2 separate regions of the Homo sapiens genome follow, and region 2 is linked to region 1. Evidence: chromatin contacts called from ENCODE Hi-C or POLR2A ChIA-PET data. All regions are on one chromosome and are shown on one strand. Each heading gives the region's core, a stretch centred on a gene start or an enhancer-like site at or near the end of the contact. The rest is flanking DNA. Distances are from core to core; before and after follow the strand shown. Region 1 has its middle 38 kb from the start of KCNIP1. Region 2 holds the start of KCNIP1 (potassium voltage-gated channel interacting protein 1).

Region 1 (6,734 bases), core at 3,211-5,710:
CACAATTCGCAATTGTAAAAACGTGGAACCAGCCCAAATGCACATAAAGCAACGAGTGGATATATATATATATAAATGGAATACTACTCAGCCAAAAAAAGGAATGAATTAGTGGCATTCACAGCAACCTGGATGAGATTGGAGACTATTATTCTAAGTGAAGTAACTCAGCAATGGAAAATCAATCATCATATGTTCTCATTCATAAGTGGGAGCTAAACTATGAGGATGCAAAGGCATAAGAGTGACACAGTGGACTTTGGGGACTCAGGGGGAGAGGGTGGGGAGTGGATGAGGGATAAAAGACCACAAATATGGTGCAGTATATACTGCTCGGGTGATGGGTGCACCAAAATCTCACAAATCACCACCAAAGGACTCACTCATGTAACAAAACATCACCTGTTCCCCAATAACCTATGAAAATAAAAAAAATAAAAATAAAATTTTAAAACTACCAAATAACAAAGAAATTGAATTTGTCATTTTAAAACTTCCCACAAAGAACAGCTTAAGCCCAGACAGCTTCACTGGTGAATTATACAGAATATTTAAATTAAAGAATTAATGTCAATTCTTCACAAAGTCTTCTAAAATGTAGAAGAAGAGGGGACATTTTCCATTTCATTTTGTGAGGCCAGTATTATCCCATTACCAAACCATACAAAGCCACTACAAAGAAAACTACAGACCAATACTGCTTATGAATATAAACATAAAAATCCTCAACAAAATACTAGTAAACTGAATCCAGCAGTCTGTTAAAAAGACTAACACCATGACCAAATAGGATTTATCAAAGGAATGCAAAGTTGGTTTAACATTTGAAAATTAATTAATATAATACATAATTCAATAGAAAAGAGAAAAAAACACATGATCATCTTATTAGACACAGAAAAATCATTTAACAAAATCCAAACTGACGTCATGATAAAAACACTCAACAAACTAGAAATAGAGTGGAACTTTCTCAATGTGATAAAGGACATCTACCAAAAATCCACAGCTAATATGATAAATAATGGTAAAAGACTGAATGTTTTTCCTCTAAGATCAGGAAAAATACAAGGATGTCTGCTCTCAGCACTTTTATTAAATATTGTACTGGAAGTTCTAGCCAGAACAATTAGGCAAGGAAATGAAATAAAATGAACTCAAATTGGAAAGGAAGAAATAAAACTATTTCCGGATGATACCACCTTATATAGAGACAATCCTAAATAATCCATTATTAGAATTATCAGAACTAATTAACAAGATCAGCAAGGTTACAGGATATAAAATTAAAATTCCTATACACTAGTAATGAATAATCCAAAAATAAAATTCAAAAAACAATCCCACTTACAATAGCATCAAGAAAATAAAATCCTTATGAATAAATTTAACAGAAGTCTAAAACTTATATATACTCTAAACACGACAAAATATCATTGAAATAAATTAAAGATGGAAATAAATGCAAAGACATCCATGTTCATGATCAGAAGACTTATATTGTTAAGATGGCAATACTTAATATTATAAAGTGATTTACAAATTGATTTATAGGTTCAAAGTGATTCGATGCAATCTCTGTCAAAGTTTCATAGCATTTTTTGCAGTTATTTATACTGCAAAGTGATTTACAGATTTAATGCAACCCGTGTCAAAATCCCATGGCCATTTTTGCAGAAATGGAAAAGCTATTGCTGGAATTCATATGGATTGCAAGTGACCCCAAATAGCCAAAACAATCCTGATAAAGAACAAAGCTAGACAAAGTCCATCTTGCACTTCCTGATTTCGAATCTTACTTCAAAGCTATGGCAGTGAAAACATTGAACTGAGTACGGTAATATTTATCATCTCAAAACCTCACAACAATGCAGTCAAGTGGAACCACTGTCTCAGTATTTCAGATGCAGAGCCCAGGCTCAAAGAAATATGGGGAATTGCTTGAGGTCAGAGAGCTGGGTAACCACAAATGCGGGTCCACATTCAGATCTGCCCTAAGTATAAAGACATTGCATCCTCTCAGCCACTACCTACACCACTCTTGAGTTTCTTCGACACAGGACCTGTGAACAGACAGCCCAAGACGCTTGGGAATCATGGAATTCTAACCCCCAAAGCCTGGCTTAGGGACCTCATCCAGCGACCAGACAGGGCGTGTTGTGCCTCATCCACATTTCTGAAAGTGTCCACTCAGTGGACAGCCTGCTTTCTAGTCTCTGCCCTACTGGCTTGAGTGTGGATGCCCAGACGGTTAGGAGGCAAGCTCCAGAGCTCCCATATGATCACTTCCACTGTCACCTGTGTGCCACAAGTGCTCTCTGTACACATGCTCCACCTGTTCTGATGATCTTTCAGTCTTTCAACTTCCAAGCCATGTGAGGGATCCTTCAGGAACATGAGCACTGGGACATGCTGGACGCTGGAGAGAGATGCAGACACCCAGAGCTGGCTGAGCTAACATGCTACAGTTTGTGAGGAGGAGACACAAAATTTCATACAGATGATAAAATTTTTCTGTACAACAAACCTTTGCTATAGATCCTACAATATATCCATTATTCTCACTAGAATGTGAACATGATTCTGCAAATTCCTAGGGAGAAAACCCAGCCTGCCCCTTATCAGAGGCTATAAACCACCTGTTTTTCTTTCCATCCTCCTTCCCTTGCTTCCCTCTCACACATCAGTCCTTTAGAGAAAACTGAGCTTTTCCAAGCTGTTATTGCTCAAAGAAATGTCTTCATCCAAGGGAACCAAGGGATGTGAAGGGCACTGGCCTCCGAAGCATTTGCCATTGTCAACTTTTATTGAGCACCTACTATGTACCAAGTACTGTGCTAGGTTCTGACGACACTGAAGAAACAAAAAAATAGATACTTCCTAATCTCAAGGGACAGTCCACTGGTGGAGTCAGACCTTCATCACGCACACACACAAACACAAAGAGAGAGACAGAAAGAGAGAGAGAGAGAGTGAGAGAGAAATACATGTATTCAGATACTGCTCTGAACCTTATCTGGGTCCGGAGGGCAGAGAAGGCTTCTTGAACTAGGACCTAAGAAATGGGAAGAAATTTGCTAGTTAAGCAGGTGTTGGGGGAAGGTCCTCAGAAGAACATTCTAGAACAAGTGCAAGGTCCCAAGAGGGAGGGAGATGGTCCATTCCTGCAACTGAAAGAAGACCAATGTTTCTGAACCACATGGAGCAGGAGGAAGCAGCAGGAGAATCCAACAGGGGGAGGGTCAGAAAGCCCATGTTTGTAACTAACCGGAACGATGAATGTGGTTTGGAAGACAAGTGAGAGGATGTGTACCACGGGCCAGATGTGGGAGACCAAGGAGGGGACTAGTGCATTTTTCCAGTAAAGAAATAATAGTGCTTGGGGCTAGGGAGGCTCAAATTGAGAAGAAGACAAGTGGGGAGGTTTAAGAGAGATTTCTAAATTAAAATGTACAGGGAATAGTGACAGATGATGCATGGGGTAGAGAGAGAGAAGGCAATGTCAAGAGTGACTCCCAAATCTGGCTTGCAAACAGAATGAACGGTGGTGTCATTCACTGAGAAAGGACACCCAAGAGGAGGATGTGATTAGCAGGGGAGAGAGCAGGAGTTCAAGCTGATATGTAGATCCACATTAATATGTCTAGTCAGAATGTGGATACGTAGGTTTGGGGCTTAGAAGAAAGGTCTGGGGTGAAGATCTAACCCTAGCAGTCATCTGCAAAGAGATGGTAATAAAATAAATACAATTTTTAAATGGATGGAATTTCCAGGGAAAAAGCAGAGGGTGAAATGAGTAAAGGATCTAGGGCCAAGGCTAAAAGAAATCCATTATTAGAAACAGAAAAGGTGTCTTAGTGCATTCAGGCTGCTATAACAAAGTACCATAGCCTGAGTGGCTTATAAACCACAGAAATTCATTTCTCACAGTTCTGGAGGCTGGGAAGTCTAGGATCAAGGTGCAAGTGAGAGTCTGCCTTCTGGCTCATAGATGCTGCCTTCTGGCTATGTTCTCACATGGTAGAGGATGTACGGAAGCTCTCTGCGACTTCATTTATGAGGACGCTAATCCCATTCATGAAGACTCCACCCTCATGACTTAATCACCTCCCCAAATCCCCACCTCCTAGTACCATCACCTTGAGGGTTAAGATTTCAGTATATGAACTTTAGGGGTCACAAGTATTCAGTCTATAGCAGGAGGAATAGCCAAGAAGGATGAATGAAAATCATACAAGGATGATTTCATGGAAGGCAAGGGAGTACAATGTCTCAAATAAACCAAGTCCTGAGTCAAACATTACTGAGAATGTGAGTGTAATAAAACCGAGACTCAAAAGTAGGCATTGGATGTGATGACATGACTATCACTGGTTACCTTAGGGAGAGAAGTTTTGGCGGAGTTGACAAGCACAGTCAGATGGAATGTGCTGGCGGATGGCAAAGATGGGGAAATGAAGATACCCAGTGTAGACAGCTTCTGAAAGCAGCTGGCCGTGAGTCAGAGGTAGACAGGAAAGTGACTAATACAGTGCAGAGGTCGACGTTTTTAGCTTTATTGTATTTAAGAGAGAGACCTGAGCACATTTAAAATGCTGATGTGACATTGTCCAAGCTGAGAGGAAACAATTAGATCTATATGAGAGAAAAGAATGATGAATATCAGGCAAGTATGGCAAAGACCACCATTACTTTTGCACCAACCCAATAAGAAAGTTGGAGGATCTTCACAAAACAAAGGTGGTTTTGGCCTGAGTGGGGAGGAGGAACAGCTTCTTTACTACCAGTGGAAAGAAGGAGAGGCTGGTGCAGGGGCAGGGAGGTAGCAGGGAGCAGAGGGAGGCCCCATCCACGCTCAGGTTCTTAGAATGAGGAAGATGACATTGGCAGGACCATAGGTGAGCATCTTCTAACCCAAGGAAGATTTAGAACTAAGTATAGGCTGGGCGCGGTGGCTCACGCCTGTAATCCCAGGGCTTCGAGAGGCCGAGGCGGGTGGATCACCTGAGGTCAGGAGTTAGAGACCAGCCTGATCAACATGGCAAAAACCCATCTCTACTAAAAATACAAAAATTAGCCAGGTGTGTTGGCGCCTGTCTGTAGTCCCAGCTACTCAGGAGGCTGAGGCAGGAGAATCGCTTGAACCCAGGAGGTGGAGGTTGCAGTGAGCTGAGATCACGCCATTGCACTCCAGCCTGGGCAACAAAGTCAGATTCCATCTCAAAAAAAAAAAAAAAAAAAAAAGGAAACTAAGTATAGAAGTATGGAATAGAACTATATTCTTTCTATTAAGATATTTGTGCTTTGAAATAAGCTATGTTTACACACTTGTAATGTTTAAGAATCTGTGGCCTTTCAGAGTCATATATGAACTTTTCCTTCTAATATAAAATGTTTAACGGAGCAATTGACTTTGACATCAGATTCTAAGTTGAAATCTTACTGTATTTAAATAAGATTTGGAACCTGTAAAAGAATTTAAGCCTTGCCGTCTTTAGAAGTTTAATGAATTAGATTTATAACAATTACTTAAATATCTGAGAAGGTTTGTTAGACAATTGAAGTACTTAAAAAGGAATTAAAATATATTAAGCCTATAAATGCAGTTTACAATGTTTAGAGCAATTTAATTAAAAACATTTGTAAATGAGACGAAACATTTCTCAAAGGTACTCTTAAATGTGATTGTTAAAATTTGCTAGACCTATAAATAAATAATAAGATTCGTAAGCTGAATTTCAAAGCTTATGGAGGAACTTGGGTCCATATGAATTTGTTACTTTAATAAATTGAATGTTAATTTTGAAAAACAAAGAAACCTTTCATCAATATTTTTGGCGCCTAAGAGCTGCTCTTGAGGGCATCTAATTAATAGTTTTTTTATTATTTAAAAAATATCATTAGGCCAGGTGCAGTGGCTCTCTCCTGTAATCTCAGCACTTTGGGAGGCCGAGGTGGGTGGATAGCTTGAGCCCAGGAGTTTGAGGCCAGCCTGGGCAACATGGAGAAACCTTATCTCTACTAAAAAAAAAACCACACAAAAATTAGCTGGATGTGGTGGCACACCGCTACTTAGGAGACTGAGATGGGAGGATCACCTGAGCCCAGGAGGTGGAGGGTGCAGTGAGCCGAGATCGCGCCCCTACCCTCCAGCCTGGAAGACACAGTGAGACCCTGTCTCAAACAAAATTTTTTTAATGGCTATAATGAAAAAAAAAAATCAACCAGTATGTAAGGAAAAAGCTGAAGCCCTTTGCCCCATTTCCCAGAGGTAACCATCATTACAAGTTCCTTGTGTTTCTGCCCAGAAATGTTATTTGCATAAGCATAGAATCTCTCCCCAGCCCCATTTTTAAACAAAGAGATATATTCTGCATCTAACATTCTGTACTGCTTTTGTGCTTAACAAGATAACTTGAGCCGGGTGTGGTGGTTCATGCCTGTAATCCTCAAGCTTTGGGAGCTGAGACAAGAGGATTCCTTGAGGCCAGAAGTTCAAGATCAGCCTGGGCAACATAGTGAGACCCGATCTGCAAAAAAACATGTAAAATTAGCTGAGCATGGTGGTGTACACCTGTAGTCCCAGCTATTTAGGAGGATGAAGCAGGAGGATCACTTGAGCCCAGGAATTCAAGGCTATAGTGAACCATGATCACGCCCTGCACTCCTGCCTGGGCAACAGAGGGAGACCCTGCCTCAAAACAAACAAACAAACAAAAAACAATATATCTTAA
Region 2 (6,206 bases), core at 119-2,618, 37 kb after region 1:
TGTGGGACTTTCTGGGCATGCATGCTTGTTTATGAGGCCATACATCCGGGTATTCTGTGAACTGCTAGCATGGTGTGTATCTGTGTGGCAGACAGAAAATGGCTGGGTGGGATTGTAGGGGGCAGCTTGGGCAAAGGATCCTCAGTGTCAATCAAAATGGGTCTCAGTGGGAACCCAAGCAGCTCAGACTTGGGGGAGGGGAAGCTCTTCCTCCACCTTCCAGGGAGCAAACCTTGCAATTCAACACCACAAGGCTTTGAGTCCACAGGCAGGGACGCAAACTTTGCCCATTGGGTGAGACGCCACTCACAGAAGGGAAATGGCTTCCTAAATCTAATCATTGCCCCTTCAAGCACTAACAACCCGTGCCCAGGAGCTGATGGCTAATGAATTATTGAGCTGGAAAGGGAGAAGAGGTAGAACCAAGGAGGAAAGAAACAGAAAAATGAGAGAGCAGGCCGGGTGGGGTGGCTCTCGCCTGTAATCTCAGCACTTTGGGAGGCCAAGGCGGGTGGATCACCTGAGGTCAGGAGTTCAAGCCCAGCCAGCCCAACATGGCGAAACCCCGTCTCTATTAAAAAATACAAAAAAATTTAGCTGGGCCTAGTGGTGGGCGCCTGTAATCCCAGCTACTCCGGAGGCTGAGGCAGGAGAATCGCTTGAATCTGGGAGGCAGAGGTTGCAGTGAGCAGAGATCGCACCACTGCACTCCAGCCTGGGCAACAGAGCGAGACTCCGTCTCAAAAAAAAAAAAAAAAGAAAAAGAAAAATGAGAGTGTAAGGGCCCAGAGGGGCTGAGGGCTCCTTTCTCCTCCCCAACTCCCTGTCACTAGAAGGTGGGCCCTGCCATAGGAGGATTCTGCAGAACCCTCAAGGACCCGCGGAGCAGGACGGCACCTTCTTCCCATGACCACCCATTTGGATGTGTTTTTCACCCCTTTCTGGGTGGGGCAGACTTTCCCCCTCCCCATGAGTTCAGGCAGTGGGTTAAATAAGATTTCCCTTGAAGTCGAATGAAATCACAATGCACCACACACAGGGACACACACACACACACACGCACGCACGCACATCACACACACACACACACACACACACACACACACACACACATACACACACACAGTCTCCCTGGGGCCAATCTACTGCCCCCTGAACCTCACCCATCAGCCAGGTGCCTGGCCCCGGGTCTGTCTCTTAGGGTTACATGCTCCCGGGGCTCCCGCACATACCCCGGCAGATGAGGGTGCGCAGGGGTGAGGGCGCAGGGCTGGGCGTCCCCCGCCCCCACCGTGCAGCCCTCGCCCCCGCCCCGCCCCTCCGTAGTTGCCCGCCCGCCGCCCCCTCCGCCGCCCCCTCCGCCGCTCCGACTCTCGCCCCGAGCGCTGGCAGCAGGCAGCAGGCAGCAGGCGGGCGCGCTGTGGCTCCGCGCCGCGCGGTCCGGGCTCTGTTCATTCATGATTGGTACTCGGCCCTCCGAGACCCAGCCCGAGCGCAGGGAGGGGAGCCGAGTGTGCGGCAGGAGGGGCGGGCGGACGGCGGCTCCCGCACCGCACGCGGCGCTGGCTCGGCAGCCTCGGCCGGGCGGCCGCTCTGGCCCCGTGTCCAGTGCCAGGCAGGCTTCAGGGCACCGTCCTCGGCCCTGGGCGAGGGAACCGCCGGGCCGGGTCCTCGCGCGGGGAAGCGGTTCCGAAGGCTCGCGGGGAGCGGCTAGCCCTGAGTCCCTGCATGTGCGGGGCTGAAGAAGGAAGCCAGAAGCCTCCTAGCCTCGCCTCCACGCTTGCTGAATACCAAGCTGCAGGCGAGCTGCCGGGCGCTTTTCTCTCCTCCAATTCAGAGTAGACAAACCACGGGGATTTCTTTCCAGGGTAGGGGAGGGGCCGGGCCCGGGGTCCCAACTCGCACTCAAGTCTTCGCTGCCATGGGGGCCGTCATGGGCACCTTCTCATCTCTGCAAACCAAACAAAGGCGACCCTCGAAAGGTAAGCCACCTTCTTCCTTTTGTTCCCCTGTCTGGGCTTGGGGGTGCTAGGCGCCGAGGTGGGCTGTGCCACCTGCCTCCCTTAGTCCGGACTCTCCTCTCCACGAGGAGCCCGGACAGGTGCTTGTATCCAAAGGAGAGAGAAATCGGCGGGAGGGCTGGTGTGAACACCCAGAGGAGGGAGCCGGAGTGGACGTCTGCCCCAGCGGCAACTGGACCCCTCTGGGGCACCAGGTGTCGGGACTCTCCTCCTGGGGAAATCTCTGAGAGCCGAAGGAAGCGGCATGTTCACAGGTGGGGGTGACCGGATTCTCTGGTGGAAGTGTGGTGAAGCTCTTCCCATTCCCATGACAGCTGGCGTTTGAGCACTCAGTGAGGGTGCTGCCACACTCCCACACTCCTCCTAGGCGGCTATGCCAGGTGCAGACCTGCGAGTCCCTTCATCAGGAAGAGTGCTCTGTCTGCACCCCCAAAACCTCTGCAAGCCAAAAGGAATCAGCTGCTGCCAGGGGTAAAACTCCCAGGCCTCATGTCCTGGTGGCTCCGGGAGTCAGGAGGAGCAACCGTGAAGGGCTGGCTGCGAGCTGAGCTTACATCAAGGATTAAAAAGCATAATATCGTGGAGTCTCTTCTGCCTGGACGCTGTTCCTTCACCACCTGTCCCCAGCCGAGGCATGGCTGATCTCACCATCCGTGGGAGAGTCCTCAAATGGGTCCAGGTGAAGTTGGAACCAGTGTGTTGGGCCCTGGAGGACAATGCAGGTCTCCTTACCAGCAGTTCAAAAGTTAGTGGTTGGAATAAAGAGACTGGAAGCAGTTAGGAAACGGGAAATGATGGGTTTTGTTTTGTTTAATGTTCAAATGTCACTACGAGTGGTAAGATTTTAAGCAGCTTGACACTTAAACATTCAAATTCTACCATCAGAGCCCCCATCCTGGATACAGGTGGGAGTTAAGCTCCTACCCTACAGGCCTGATAGTGAGTAGAAGTGTAATGGGGTAAGGGACCCCAAGTGAACAATAAGTCTCCTCTTAGAACTTGGTTGGTCTCACCCTGTTTAGAACCACAGAGATCTCCATAAGTAAGCTGTCCTTGAAACCCCCTGGAAGAAGGGGTCCCAGCTTCTGGCCCAGCTCCCAGGGGCATCAGGCTGGCTGAGCCCCGAGGAAAGAGATCTCTGGGTGCAGATCTTAGGTGCTGAAGCTGGGTTGGCATTTACATCCTAGAACATAGGAAGAGGCTTTGGCCCATTTGTCCAGCTGAGTTACATGTCCTGCTGGCAAGGAAGGGACTGGTTGTCCTGTTACCAGTCCTGACCAGAACAGGTCTGCAAAGCTCAGCCCAAGGCCTTGACATTCTAAGCCTCACCTCTCACAGATCCTGGGATGCTGCTTGACTGGGGACAATTTTCAGCGCCAAATATAGGTCTTCTCCCTCATCATCTGTCTGACCACCATGCGGTCTCAGAGGCCAGGGGACTGTGGGGACAGGAAAGTCAGGGGCTTGTTTTTAAATATTTTCAATGCCTGTGGCTCTCCTGGGAGCTGGGTGTCACAGAAAGATCTCAAGCCCTAGAGTCAAGTGGAGTCTGGGTGTGAATCCCAGCTCCATCACTCCCTGCCTCTGGGACCTTAGGAAAGTCCCCCGCACCTCCCTAAGCCTCAGTTTTTCATCCATGAAATTCGTATGCTACTTCCCGGAGGGAAGGGTATGTAGGAAGTAGAGGAAGGGAAGACTCTGCCTCATATACTGTGTTGGCTGCAGCCACCAGGGACCCAGAGGAAGTTGTTGTAAGGATGTGAGAATCAAATGAATGATGAATAGGGAGCTCCGTGCATAGGGCTGGGAAAAGAGTAAGAGCTCAGACATTGCTGTCTACCATTTCCTTCTCCTGCCCCAAACATCCAGGAATTCACCCTGGATGAATTCCTGCAGGATTCCCAGAGTACAAAGGTCTTTGCTTCTGTCTCCTCGGATTCTAAGAAACAGAAGAGGGGGTACTGGCATTCAGTGTGTCCCTACTGTGTGCTTGCCATAATGCTCGGTGTTTTATCAACAACTCTCATTTAACCCTCACAACAATGTTCGTTTGAGGCTCATAGCAGGTTCGGGGCCAATGGGTGGACTCCCAAGACAAGCTATCGAAGCACTGGGCACTCAGCCCTTCCTGCACAAAGCCCACTGGCGTGAGTTGTCCAGGGGTCCAGCTGCATATGTTCCCCCAGGTATTTGCCCCCGAAGCACAGTCATCTCACTGCCTTGCATAGTGGAATGCTAATCAGCAGAAGACCCTTCTATGGGAGGCAGCTTGGAAACCTGGAGGAAGCCCTGGCTGAGGAGGCTAGTGGTCAGGGAGCCTATCCTGGCCAGGTCACTTTTCCCCACTGGGGCCTCGGTTTCTTCTTTGTAAAGGGAGAAACTTACATTAGGCATTTCCTCAGGTTCCATTTGGTTCTCAAATTCTAATATTTTTATGGTTGATGCTCTCACCAGAGCTGCTGCTATGATCTCAGAGACGTGAGGCTCAGATCTAATTAGAAGCAACCGGAAGAGAGCAGTTGGGATTTTTCAACTCAGGAATCAGTCTCCCTGCTGGGTTCAAATTCAGGCTCTGCCACTTACTAGCTGTATGACTAAGCCTTGTTTTCCTCAACTATAAAACAGAGATAGTAGTAGTTACCATCTTAAAATAGCTGTTGTGTTGTGTGGATTTCAAGGATCATGCAAGTCAAGCATTTAGCACAGTCTCTGCTACATAAGTGGTCAGCAAATTTGAGGTACTATTCAATTTATGGCTCTATTGTTTGGGGCTTCCAAATGTCCAGAGTAAGGCCATTTTCGAAGTAGGCAGTACATCTGAGAGCCTTAACAGCTCATTTCTGGAAACCTTATCCAGCCCTATCCAGATAACTAGGACCAAAAACCCCAGCACACAGATGCTCGTCCCTTGCTTCAACCCTCACTGACCTCTACTCTGTGGCTTGTCCTGAAAACATCAAAGCCTGCTCAATTAAAATCCTGAATGCCTTGATAATACAATTTAGAAACATACATAGTTTTTAAATAGGGCAAAAACTCTGCATGATTAGTGCTGCAAGAAGATATCCAGCCCAACCTGGGTGTTCAGGGAGCGCTCTCTAAAGGCAACAGAAATCTAAAGTAATTTAAGAGCCATGCCACTGAATAAAAATATTCAGGTTCATTTCCTGTCCTTCTCTCTGTTTGGGATCTTTGTGTGTCTTTAATTAAAAGTAGGAGAGCCCTGCTTTTGGGATTCAGCCTCTGCATCCCAGTCCCAGATAGAATTTCTGACTCTAGCAGTTTTGCATGTGCATGACACACCAAGGACACTGCTCCTGGCCTTGAATGGGTAAGTGAGACAGGCTAGGGCATTGAGGAGAACCAGAGGAGGACCATACAGGTGCAGCTGCTGGGCTTGTCAGCGGGGCAGGAGAATTTAGGGACAACATCACTAGACCAAGGCCATCTCAACAGAGAATTGCCTAGAAGCAAATAATCCCACACTACAGGGGTGGCTGGGTTAGAAATCCTCCATGACCGAGTGCAAGCATGCAGAACTTTCTGAAAGGGCTGAGCTTCGGATCTCCAGAATAGTCATAGCATAGGTGAGCTATGACTCAACCCCATGGCTATCAGATGCTTTTTCTAAGGCCACACGGTGAGTTAATAGGGTACTGGTTAATATAGGGCCAAACATGGGAATGTTCCCGATAGTCCCATATTTGCTCCTAGATCAATGAGCACCTCAGGGAACTTATGGAAGCAGAGTGTACCTGATGAGACTGGGTTTAGGGTTTATTGGTCAGGGCAGCATTTTCAACCTAAAGATATGGGAGAGTGACAAGAGACAGACAGGCATAGAGAAGCAGTAGCCGTGTTGTCACATAGTCCTGAGCCCAAGGGGCAGGCCTTTGGCAAGTCATTTCACCTTGTAAATGCTAGTTTCTTTATCTGCAAAAGGAGAATCCTGATGTATAGAAATGTTTGTGCTTTGGTCTTTACCCATCTTTGCATCTTTGCCTGTCCCTTTAATTCTATAATGCTCTCCCACCCCACCCCTTGCTGCCTTGTCTAATAGTTAAAATTCCACCGACATTCCAAGACCTCACTCAGCAATTTCCATATTCAGGAAGCCTTCTCCAAGCCCCAGAGAGAAGTGATTTCTCCCATCTGAATTCCCATATTCTTTTAAGGTGTACATTT

What was found. A loop is a pair of places that touch in the nucleus more often than their neighbours do. ChIA-PET counts read pairs that join two places held with the same protein, here RNA polymerase II (POLR2A). Pooled maps may share reads with other maps.
Region 2: a loop to region 1 is called in a map of CD14-positive monocyte, with 2.3 times the contacts of the local background. The contact joins the promoter of KCNIP1 here to the enhancer-like site in region 1. A Hi-C loop is called at or near these places in 3 of 168 maps with a recorded cell type or tissue (CD14-positive monocyte, GM18951 and endothelial cell of umbilical vein) and 2 of 50 pooled maps. POLR2A ChIA-PET finds 5 or more read pairs at or near these places in 5 of 52 experiments (AG04450, HEK293, OCI-LY7 and 2 more).

The regions. Positions count from the first base shown.
Region 1 is chr5:170,462,696-170,469,429 of GRCh38, forward strand. It overlaps a transcript of KCNIP1 not described here. Among named protein-coding and RNA genes, the nearest start is that of KCNIP1, 38 kb to the right of the region's middle. Within about 2 kb of position 4,461, at least 3 of the 41 ENCODE cell types and tissues checked have a DNase peak (open chromatin) inside an H3K27ac peak, as active enhancers do; they include CD14-positive monocyte and endothelial cell of umbilical vein, where a contact is called at or near this core.
Region 2 is chr5:170,502,652-170,508,857 of GRCh38, forward strand. It overlaps KCNIP1 (potassium voltage-gated channel interacting protein 1), which reads left to right and starts at 1,369. Exons shown (of 8, transcript NM_014592.4): 1 at 1,369-1,982. The coding sequence starts at 1,922.